3 separate regions of the Homo sapiens genome follow, and regions 1 and 2 are each linked to region 3. A link is an interaction called in ENCODE POLR2A ChIA-PET data of the cell type or tissue named here. Cell type or tissue: PC-9. All regions are shown on one strand.

Region 1 (4,000 bases), 180 kb after region 3:
GCGAATCATAAGGACAGCACAGACTCAAGGGATAAGAAAGGAGATTCCATCTCTTGATGAGAAGAGCTGCAAAGGCCATATTTAATCAGTCACAGGAGTCTAATGCTACAAAGTAGTTTTTTAAAAAGATGACTAGATTGGCAAGTTCAAGGTTAATCTTTTTATTTGTTTTATTTATATATCACTTAGCTGGTATTCAGTAAAAGCTTGCTTTGTAAAATTTAGTTAATATCTTTTTGGTTCAGCACAGACATTGCATCATCTTAGCAGCTCTTTTTCAAACAGATTTGAAGCTGCTTCAAATAACAATCTGGTTTATAAAATGAAAATAGAAAATTATGATCTTAGAATGAAGAAGTGAATTTCTAAGCCATGATAATTATTACGGTTGCTGTGATTAGACAGACTTTTCTGTGGAGCTTCCTGACAACCAAGAAAAAAGGGGAAATCAAGGAACTGTTCTTATCAGAAAGTAGGAACCCAGCAATTCTTTCATTTTCTCATTGGGAACTTAATAGTCACTGAATTACAAAGTAGACAGTGACCTTGATTATACAACATATGCGGAAGTGTTTCCTGTAACTTACGTGAGTATTTTATCAAATACTTATATATTTGATAAAAGCTAAGTACATAAAGCATAACTCAGTAGATAGAATTCTCTAGTAGTAAGCTAAAGTGCTTCAAGTATTAGTTGTCATATTAATCCAAGAGAAAATTAGATCTGAGACTACCTCGAGGAGTAAACGAACAACTTCTTTAAACCAATACTAGTCAAAATGCAGTCCACGGACCAATGCTGGTTCATGCCCTATTTGATCCAAGTCCACATTAAGTACAGAAATGAAGAGTAAGCATTTAGAAACTTGGGGCAATTTGACATTGCCTCAACATCCAAGTTTCAGTGTCCTTTATAAACTATTGATCCATGACAGATCATGAAACTTTCTAAAAATTGATCCTTTTATCACATAGTCTTTCAAAATATTATTTGCTTCTTTGAAGCTTTGGATAGAAACTTGATAATGTGAAGTTCTCTGCTATGTGGACCTGGTGTGCTTATCTTCTTTGTTGCTGATTTGAGAGCTGAGCTATGTACTATATCTGGAATGCACACAGCAGGCATCCTGCTGCGCAGTTCTGTGTCTAGTTAATAGTATGGAAGTTCAGGACATACCTCCAAAAAAAAAAAAAAGCTAGGATTTTCCTCAGAAAGAATGCAGTATTTTATGTCTTAATATTTGTGGTTAATTTTGTTACTACAGACTATTCTTGTTCAGTCCTGGTATCCAATCACAGTGGCCACAAATTCTAGAGAGCAGAAGAAAATATTGGCCAAATATTTGTTAGAAACTTCTGGTAACTTAGATGGTCTGGAATACAAGTTACATGATTTTGGCTACAGAGGAGTCTCTTCCCAAGAGGTAAGTAACTGAAACCAACCTCATTTAATATAATGTGGATTGTTGGTTAGAGTACCACTGTAAACTTTTGGGGACGTTATTGAGATTGATCTTGGTTCTAAAATTCCAAAGATTCAACCAACAGATACATATTCAGTACCTACTACTGTGTTCAGGGTACATGGGATATGTCCTTCAACAGATGTCCCTGTCCTTTATATATTAGATGGATGGACAGATGGATAGCCAGAAACAGACATAATATATCAGATGTGAAATAATGCCATAAAGAAGCTCAAGGCAGGGTAAGGGAAGAGAGAGTGATGAAAAGTGGGGGTGGGACACTGTTAAATAGGTCTCTTTGAGGAGATAATAGTTGATTTTTTAAAATATTTAGGAAAAACTGAATCTTTGTCATTAGGAACTGTTATGTCTGACAATAAATACTTTCCTAAGAGAAAGACAATTCTTATGGGAGCTATGCTATATTCCTTAAATGTGGTTGGCTGCATCCTGGTATTATTAATGTGGGTTTCTTTCTGTTTTGGATTTTGGTTTATGATTGATTTTCCAGACTGCTGGCATAGGAGCATCTGCTCACTTGGTTAACTTCAAAGGAACAGATACAGTAGCAGGACTTGCTCTAATTAAAAAATATTATGGAACGAAAGATCCTGTTCCAGGCTATTCTGTTCCAGCAGCAGAACACAGGTAAAAAATTCTGTTCATTTTTTAAAACTACTAATTTTTTCACTCTTGTATTTGTAACTCAGTGACATTTTACCTAACTGCAGAGCCAGGTACCTACAGTACATCTTCATGAACTTGAGCAACACAAATTCAGTATTTATACAAAAGTATAAACATTAGTCTTAGAGAGGCAGAGAAATTTTATCCATGCTAGAAGAAACAGTTTAAGAGCTTTTTTCCAATACTTATATTGCCATAGAAGTTTTCTTTTAAGGAATTTTTTTTCAATTACTGTATTGTCATATGTAGGTAGATTTTATTCATTAAATTTAGAAGCACTCACTGTAAGTACCAGCCACTTTTTGCCTTTTCCCTGTCCTCCTACATGACCTTATCTATATTTGCCCTAGAAATTGTCATCTGTACTGTACCTTCAGTTGTAGATGAGAAAGCAGGACCTGTTGAGGAAAGAAAGGGTGTTCAGATTCTTTTTACGCTTCCTTGTCTGCTTTCAGTAAACTATCTCCAGTTACCCAAGAAAGAAATTACAATCTAAACTGCAGCTGCTCTGGTCCTAGAGCTAACTTTATTAAAAGTAAATCAGGTTGTTTTTTTTTTTTTTTTTTTTTTTTTTTTTTTTTTTTGAGACGGAGTCTCGCTCTGTCGCCCAGGCTGGAGTGCAGTGGCGGGATCTCGGCTCACTGCAAGCTCCGCCTCCCAGGTTCACGCCATTCTCCTGCCTCAGCCTCCCAAGTAGCTGGGACTACAGGCGCCCGCCACTACGCCCGGCTAATTTTTTGTATTTTTAGTAGAGACGGGGTTTCACCGTTTTAGTCAGGATGGTCTCGATCTCCTGACCTCGTGATCCGCCTGCCTCGGCCTCCCAAAGTGCTGGGATTACAGGCGTGAGCCACCGCGCCCGGCGTAAATCAGGTTTTTTAAATGTTTGCCAAACCTTATCACTGACTTTTATAACAAAATTATTTACTATAATCATTAGGGAATATTTAAGTTCTGCTAATACTTAAAATTGCAGAGTGCTAAAACCAGCAGTGAGTTTAGAATCAAGCTAAGCTTTATTGTTGCTACTATTTGAGGCATATTAGTTGACTGGTGTTCATATGCAAGGCAGTCTACTGGGTGCAACAAGGGTTAGAAGGATATTTTTAAAAAACTGACCCTATTCTCAGGATGAAAATAATACACTAGTAATAGTCTGCTCTGTTGGTTAACTCCTCGTAAGGAGGTACAATTAAAATGCTGTAGTGTTGCAAGGGAAGGAGAGGAAGAATCATATTCCTTCACTAGCAGGATCAAGAAAGCTTTTATAGAAATATACAAAATCTTCACTTCTTGAAGGATTGGTAAAATTTAATAGCCAACATTGGGCACTTATTCATTCTCTGAGTAAATATTTATTGCATGCTTATCTTGTATCAAGCATTGTGATGAAAGCACAAGAATGAAAGAGGAGGGAGAATGTTTAGAGAATAAGGGCTGAAACACAGATTTTGTAGGGAGCGTAGGGGAGACTGAGAAGACAGGTTCAGGTTAGTAAGGGCGCTCATATTTTGACACTGAATGTTAACTATGTGCACATCATGCTAGCTATTCTAAATCAGGCATTTTCAAATGGAAGCAGGCACTGACATTTTTGAGCAAAGACGTGATGTTATGAGATAAATATCTTAGGGGACTTTTTTATATTTTTATAGCAGGATATCTATCCTATGGATTGAAAAAAGGAAAAATCAGAAGGTAGTCTTTATAGGAAGCTATTCCAGCAGTCTTAAGGTAATGAAGTCCAGACCAAGGTGCTAAATAAATGGAAAGAAATAGGTAAACATGAGCAATGGCTTGGGAGATAAAATTGCTCAAAGTTGGTAATTTGAGTTGGGACTCAGTAG
Region 2 (4,000 bases), 120 kb before region 3:
TCTCTTATAGGAAACCTGAGAACTGTCCTGACAGGTAGGACTGGGGAGAGGACAGGCAAGAGTGTGTGTGGGGGGGAGTGTGGGGCGGGGGGAGGAGGGCTACTTGCAACTTTATTGCGTTATCTCAGCACATCAGGAAATAGAGTTCAACCAAGTTGGAAGGTCGGCCTTGGAAGACACTGAGTTCCTGACCCTGGAGGACAGGCTGTGTTCATTCAGGACCTGGAGGTTTTCAAACTCTCTCAATGCCCTGCTGCTGCATTTGAACTGTATACAAGTCCACTTCCTGTGTCTTTGAAGAGGAAATTTCTCATCTGCTATCAAGGGTGTTGCTAATAATTTAAAGATCGGGTTTTTTTTCTGCATTTTAGTCTGGCACATCTGGGACTCAAGTTTCAAGTGCTGAGTCTTGTAAGGACTGTTCTGCAGCCAAAAACCAGGAAAGGGGAAACAGAAGCAAAAAACCAATCACAAGTGAAAAAACTCAGCCAGCCTAATTAAATATTTGGAATCAAAAATTGTTGGCCACCTGGAAGGGGAAACACCCTTTTCATCCTGTCATTCATTTCTTAGCTAAATAATGGGTTCAATATACATAATTCCAAAACCAAAATTAGAATTTTTGGAAGACGCCCCCAATATTTAGGCATTTTATCTCCTGACCAGTTTGTCTTGGAAGGTATTCCAGGCCAGGAAATTCTAATGTATTTCTCTATGTTAAAAGACATATAGGAGATTTTTATTTATTGGTCAAGGTGGATACGTGGGAACACCTGCTTTAAAATGCTCAAGACTGGGATTATGACTCTGATCAAGTAAAACTCTAGAGCCTCAAGATCTGTTGAAATGGAGAAGATAAAAACTGCTGGGTCCCTGCTTGCCCTTCCCCACCCAAAATTTCTTGGCCCTGACCCTGATCCTCCTCCCTCAGACCACCTGTAGATGAAGGTGGAGTAGCCTTCCACTGAGACATCATGAGGCTCTCTGGCTGTCATAAGGAGGGCATCAACCGACTGTGGAAATATAGTTTTGTATTTCATCAGCATCATAGAATATCATCTCAAACTCACTGAGGGCCAACAGTGTTTATAGACTCAGTTATGAAGAATTCTGTTTTAAGGAGAATTACCTGAAAGAGATGTAATCCTGATACTTTAAAATTTATCTTTGGGTTTGTAGACCCTCAGCGAGCAGCCTACATGGGCCACTCAGTTCTGGCTCCCCACTGACTTACTGAGCCCAGCTTTGGCATTCTGCTATTTGCACACTTGGGTGGGGGGTGGGGGGAGTAGAAAGCTGTGCCAAGAAATGTGATGTTGTACTTACTCTAATTGTTATAAAGTTTTGGTGCCGCAAAAGAAATAGCACGCGAATATAAAATTTTATTTTTAATTCTCAGCAAGGCAAGTTACTTCTACAGAAGAGTGTGCCCTTACAGATGGAGCAATGATGAGCGCACACTTGGACAAGGGAAAGGAAGGGGTTCTTGTCCCTGATGGGCACGTGGCCCCTCTGCTGTGTCGTTCCTCTATTGGCTAGGGTTAGACAGCACAGGCTAAACTAATTCCGATTGGCTAACTTAAAGAGAGTGGCGGGGGTGAGTGGTTTGGCGGGAAAAATGGTTATGACAGAGCAGGTAATCAGAATGAGTCAGGGTGGAGAATGTAATCGGAAAAGGTTGCTTTATGAGGAAGTTTAAAAGTAGAAGACAAATAATTGAACATACTGACATATTCTTTGAAATTTAGAACTCATATCTAACATAAGCAGGCTTGGGGAAACCATTCACTACTGTTTTAGGGTTCCTCCGGCATGAACTGGAATCCCAGTATGTACTTTTATTTGCAGCAGACACTAGTTCCTGCAAATCCCAGGCCTTCAAGGGGACTGTAGAAGGTTTTGGCTAATACTCATACTTTGACCTTCCCTAAGGTAATGTGCAAGGTGGAAAAGGCTGGGAGCCTGTGCAGGTCACCTTGGGCTGTGCTGCTAGGTGGCCATTTTGCGCTGGGAAGGGACCCTGCTACTTGTTATTTTAGGCAGCAGATGGCTGTGACTCTGCAAATTTCCTCCAGGGGCTTCAATGGGGCCAATGCACTGTTTACAGTTTTAGAGCTTTAACTGACCCTTATCACTTAAGGACAGATGCTGTGCCCTGGAGCTATGGGATCTGGTCACTTTTACATAATTTGAATGTGCTCTGTAATCATCCAAGTACCGTTTTAAGCATTTAAATTCTTGCCAGCAATTAGGCTGCTGCTGAACATGGGAGATGATTGCATCACTTCACTAGTTTCAAACAGCACACTCAACCTTAGTATTTATTGCATCAGCTCAGGGCAACCTGCTCTTCCAATCAATTAAACTCCTTGTGCTTGAATATGCAATGCCTGCCAATCACACATTAAATCACCACCTCATGCTTATTTCACAATGAGCTTACTGAATGAAATGACTTCCCAAAACTTAATCAGTCCCCACCTCCGGCAAGCTGGCATTTAAAGAGATTTTCCAGTGTCTCTGGGAACAACCCTATTACATTTCTCCCTGAGGGTAAAATCTTCTCAGGTCTCCATTCCAGGAATAGCAATGCTGCTGCTGGTAGTTGCTGGCTTGTATTTGTCCCGGGACAGACACTATGAATGATGAAACTAATTGTGTTTACTGGTCCTCCCCCTGCCCCCCACCATCCATTTATTTTTGTAACACCAATAATGCATGTTTATTATGGAAAAAAACCATACAGCAAAGCAATGAAGAATAATTACCTAAATTCTCAACACCTCAAAATTACAATGGCTAAAATGTTGGTTACCCTTCCAGGCATTTGTGTTTCCTCTTTACAGTGGCTGCTAGAAATAGCCAGATACAAATCCCAGTATAAATGAGACTTTAATATAAAACAATGGGGAAAAGATGTATGATAGATGGCACTGGCCCAACTGGCTCTCCATTTGGAAGAAAATAAATATGGACTCCTTATGCCGCATGGAAAAATCCATTTCAGATTAAAATTTTAAATGTAAAAAATATAACAAGGTATTGTTTAAAAATCTGGCAGGCTATGTGTATATTCTAGGGGTGGGAGAGACCTTTTAAACTGTGACTAGAAGCTATAAAAGAAGGAAAGGAAAGACTTTTAAAATTATAAAGTCAACAGGTTAATACAAAATAAGAAAAGTACATTTGTAATGCAAGTGACAGTTTATGCCTATGATAAAAGCTCTTAAATTTGATGAGAAAAGGGCAAAATGATGAGATAAAGATGCACAAAGGATAAACACTTCACAGACATTGAAACGGCTAGCCCACATGCTCATATTCACTAGTGGTCAGAAAAAAGCAAATGGAAGTTAACAATAGAACACCATTTTACACTTAGACTGGAGAAAAGAGCTATAATATCATATGCTAGTGTTGGAGATAGGAATTGTGACATGCGTCCGTGTGAAGAGAGTCCATCAAACAGGCTTTGTGTGAGCAACAAGGCTGTTTTTTTCACCTGGGTGCAGGCGGGCTGAGTCTGAAAAAGGAGTCAGCAAAGGGTGGTGGGATTATCATTAGTTCTTATAGGTTTGGGATAGGCGGTGGAGTTAGGAGCAATTTTTGTGGGCAGGGGGTGGATCTTACAAAGTACATTCTCAAGGATGGGAAGAATATTACAAAGTACCTTCTTAAGGGTGGGGGAGAATATTACAAAGTACATTCTCGAGGGCGGCGGAATATCACAAAGTACGTTATCGCAAGGGCGGGGAGGGTGTATTGTCACAAAGTCAATTGATCAGTTAGGGTGGGGCAGGAACAGATCACAATGGTGGAATGTTATCTTTTGTGGATCTTCAGTTGCTTCAGGCCATCTGGATGTATATGTGCAGGTCACCGGGGATATGACGGCTTAGCTTGGGCTCAGAGTCCTGACAGGAATGTACTCTGATACTCTGCTGGTGAACTGTGATGTGCTAAAATCTTTTGGGAAATACATTTGACAATATCTATTAAA
Region 3 (4,000 bases):
AAAGATGATGAAAGACCTTTCCCAAAACAAACTCCCTTCTTTCCTGGGGACTAGACTGCCTTTGTAGGACTAACAAATTAGCCAAAAGATTAGAAATTATCCTCCCCAAATTGCTCCTGGGGATAACATCACCATTGTAAAGCCTAAGATCAGTGCTTGAGATATTTTTCAGACCCTGCACTTGATGGATCAGCTGGCACCACCCAGATGGATAAACTGGCTCGTCTGACCTTGTGGCCCCTACCCAGGAACTGACTTAGTGCAAGACAGCTTTCACTCCTTTTGATTTCATCTCCCACCCAAACATTCAGCACTCTTGACTCACTGTCTCCCCATATCCCAACTCACCACCAAATTATCCATAAAAATTATGAAACCCAAATGCCCAGGGAGACTTATTTGAGTTATAATAAACCTCCTGTTTCCTGCACAGTTGGCTCAGGGCGAATTACTCCTTCTCTACTGTAATTCTCCTGTCTTGATAAATTGACTCTGTCTAGACAGTGGACAAGGTGAACCCACGGAGCAGGTACATGTCTGTCTTTCCCATTAAATGTAATCTTTTTGAATGTTCAGGGAATGGAATGAATGGTTCGTAGGATATTATTTTCCAAATAAATGATTAGAAAACATCAAGAGAGGAGCTATAGTGTCTCACTGGTGCACAGGCCAGTCACCCACAAGGCTGTAAGGGAATGCATGGGAAACAATGGCTTTGGGTGTGGAAAGTCTTTGGTTGGACAAATACAAATGGTTACTTACCATTGTGATTTTAATAGAAGTAAACATCAAAAACTAAAAATGAACAAACTATTAACCTCTTTAGTGGGTTAATGATCTCACTGTGAATAATCCAGGCACTCAGTTTTTCATTTTTGTTGTTCATTTTAACAAAACATATCTGGAGCATGGAGTAAAACTATTTGATACCTAACTCTGCCACTTTCAACTTGTGTGACTTTGGCCAAGAGATGCAACATCTCTGAACCTTGGTGTCATCATCTGAAAAATGGAGGTAATGCTTGCCTTGCTTACCACAGTGGGGAAGTTGCAAGGCCCAACATGAGAAACACGTTTTTAAAAGTACTCTATTAAGTATTCAGTGTCATACCAATAGATGGTGGTTTTATTTTTATTATGTATTTTTAAGAGCATAATTTATTGGCTTGCTAGTACCACCACCAGGAGGAAATGGAAAATAAAATAAAATAAAGGAGATGGAATTAAAATATCTACTTGATAGTCCACCTTGATGAGAGAAGATTGAAATTATGGTCTCCAGTGAGATGCTAGGATTGTCAGTGGCTTTCATTGCTCTTCCAAATGTATTCTAAGTAAAGCAAAAACAGAAGATGAATTACTAAACTGTGGAAGCACAAAGACTTTGTGTTAAGTTATGTAAGATCAGCCACAGAGAGAGAAATGACATGTAAAACCAGGCCACTGTACTGTATCCTCAAGCTAACTTCACCTTCTCTAAATAAGTGTCACCACCTCTAGAAATTCATTTTTATTCTATGGAAAATGTAAGTAGGGTATCCATTTGTTCATTCGGTGTTGGGTAGTTACATGTTACCATGCCCGTCATTTTATGAGTAGGTTTGTAGATGTCAAATTGGTGATACAACTCATTTCCTCTAGATAAAGAGCTTGCCCCACCCTTTCTCCTGAGCAGTGCCTACAGTTAAGACAGAGATGAAAGATGGTTTGGATCAAGGTACTTTGGGATGGAGCCTTCATACTCAGCCCCTCCAGAAGGGAATCCACAGGCAAAGAGCTCCAAGGACCTTGAGAGTCGGCCAAGTGGGGAGATGAGTCCCTGGCTCCCCAGGCATAACACAGAAGTGGCATGGGCGGTTCCTTCCACTTCAGTCTTTGGCAAAATTCTGCCGATTCATCCTCACACAGCAGAATTCTTACCTGGTTCTGGGAACAGCCAGATTACTGAGGGAGAAGAAGCTGGGTAGAAGGCTGAGCAGAGCTCCTAGCCTCTGGGTGGCCAGTGGTCAGGGCTAGGACCTGAATACAGGCGTTGTTCACCCTGTATTCCTCCCCCACCTTATAACATGACAGGAGCATGGAGCCACTTGGCTGCAAAATAGTGTTAGATTAAGTTTAGCCTAAAGCTGCCTTCTTACATATTTTACGTTTGGCCTAAAGGTTTCTCTGTACACAGTGAACTGAACCCAACTGGATGTGCAAACAGACTGTAACCTGCTCTTGTGCCAGTCACTAAGTTTCTGCCAATCACAGGCAGCCAACTGTTCAAACAGGTTCAAATAAGGCAAATGCTGAGCTGTAACCAATCTGGCTGTTTTTTCTGTATTTCAGTTTCCTTTTTCTGTCCATAGATCTTCTTCCACCATGTGGCACCCCCAGAACCTCTCTGAACTATTCTCATCTGGGGATTGCCCAATTTGTGAATTGTTCTTTGCTCAATTAAATGATGTTAAATTTAATTTGCCTAAGGTTTTTATTTTAACAATAGTGGTAGGGGACTCGGGGGGGAGGTAATCCACTGGTCTTGTAACATTTTTCAGTGTTAGTTCATCCCCACTGAGAAATATGTTTTGTCCAATAGGTTCTTCAGAGAGAAAGGGGTCCCCAGGAGTTAAATATGAATGTAGTTTGCAGCTTCTTAGCAGGTTCCAGGAAAAAAATAACACCCAGCTATTCAAGGGAAAACTTGGATCTTGCCCCTCACCAAGGTGGCCAATTCCCTGGGGATTTCTGACATCAGAAGCTGCTTCCTGGGGGGACTCCAGCCTGGAGAGGGAGGTGCCTCTTACTATGGATGCAACATGACATCTATGCTAATGCTGTGTCATTTGTTTCTTGGTTTTATTTTTCTCCAGTAATAAAGCATGAATCTGAGCTATATAAAGAGAAGGGGGAGCTGCAGATTCCCAGCAGCTATGAGTTACTCAGCATCAACCTTACCCCTCCTGCAAGGCTTCTCATCCACATCACAGTTGATCCACCTTGAGCTCTCCTATCCGGTGTTTCCTCTTTCCTGGACTATGATCCATAAGGACTGGGTCCATCTTGAGTAGTTGTGACCCTCAATGGCCAACATAGTGGAAACTCAACATACATTTATGGTATGGGCAAATGAGTGAGTGAATATATGCATGGATGAATTTCTACTACTTATAATGGTCTATTGTAATTGCCCATTTTCTTTTCTGTTTTCCCCAACTCAACTGGGCATTCTGTTAGGCAGAAACTGTGTCTGCTTTCTTCACCAGTACTATGCATCCCAGTGCAAGGGGTAGTGCCAGATCAGTAAGTATTTAAAATATGGAAGGAAAGGAGGGACTGGGGGAATGTTGATCCTCTAAAAGCTTGTCATCTAGTTGGGGAGGCCAGATTAGCACATATGAAATAATCTGAGAATGAGAAGCAACTAAACTGATAGCTGTAACATTCTGAGATCTTAAGATACCCACAGAAGCTGAGTTGGTGTGAGCTGGAAATGGAGTGCCTGGGGACTGAAAGGCCACAAAGCTCTGTCTAGGAAAGGCTGGTAATGGGACCAACCATTCAGGCAGAATTTGGCTGGGACAGTATTGTGAATTTGAAGGTTTCTGAGGGAAGGGAAGTGTTGATAACTGATCTAAGGTGATTGGGCTTAGATTATACACACGGAGTGCTTAGAGGTGAATCGGAATTCTAGGTCCCTTCTTCCCCAAACTCACTATTGGGCTATGATGAAAGTGCAGGGGGGAGTTTGGCCTCACAGACAAGCCTGTCTTACAAGGCAGGACAACCATGGCCACACCTTTCCTGGTAAACACTTCCAGCTCTCTAATCTTTGGGTACTTGACAAGTGCATTGCATGAAAGGTTCACTCAAAATAGATGTAACAGCATTTTAGTGTCAGGAGAATATGTTAGACTTTTAGTTGAATCAGGAGACAGATCTCTCCGTTAAGTGATAAAATACAAACCCAAAGGGAGTCCTAGCCCAGGAATGTCCCTCACAAAGAGAGTTAGGCTAC

The links. ChIA-PET counts read pairs that join two places held together with the same protein. Peaks named below come from ENCODE experiments on the same cell type or tissue, not always from the same donor. Only the 100,000 strongest peaks of a DNase experiment are listed, where the experiment ranks them.
Region 1: POLR2A ChIA-PET joins it to region 3 with 6 read pairs; 2 of 35 experiments call an interaction of 5 or more read pairs at or near these places.
Region 2: POLR2A ChIA-PET joins it to region 3 with 5 read pairs; 2 of 35 experiments call an interaction of 5 or more read pairs at or near these places.

What each region holds. Positions count from the first base shown.
Region 1 is chr7:106,266,578-106,270,577 of GRCh38, reverse strand. It overlaps NAMPT (nicotinamide phosphoribosyltransferase), which reads left to right. Exons shown (of 11, transcript NM_005746.3): 5 at 1,266-1,424; 6 at 1,978-2,114. Among named protein-coding and RNA genes, the nearest start is that of NAMPT, 16 kb to the left of the region's middle. In PC-9, no CTCF peak of the experiment used is centred here; no DNase peak of the experiment used is centred here; H3K27ac peaks cover 3,239 bases.
Region 2 is chr7:106,567,273-106,571,272 of GRCh38, reverse strand. CTB-30L5.1 (a long non-coding RNA gene) reads left to right here. Exons shown (of 4, transcript NR_187788.1): 4 at 129-1,362. Among named protein-coding and RNA genes, the nearest start is that of CTB-30L5.1, 30 kb to the left of the region's middle. RefSeq lists enhancers at 2,083-3,048, 3,049-4,000. In PC-9, no CTCF peak of the experiment used is centred here; a DNase peak (open chromatin) is centred at 2,412; H3K27ac peaks cover 2,802 bases.
Region 3 is chr7:106,447,299-106,451,298 of GRCh38, reverse strand. No RefSeq gene overlaps it. Among named protein-coding and RNA genes, the nearest start is that of CTB-30L5.1, 150 kb to the left of the region's middle. RefSeq lists an enhancer at 1,200-2,399. In PC-9, no CTCF peak of the experiment used is centred here; DNase peaks (open chromatin) are centred at 1,918 and 2,170; H3K27ac peaks cover 3,235 bases.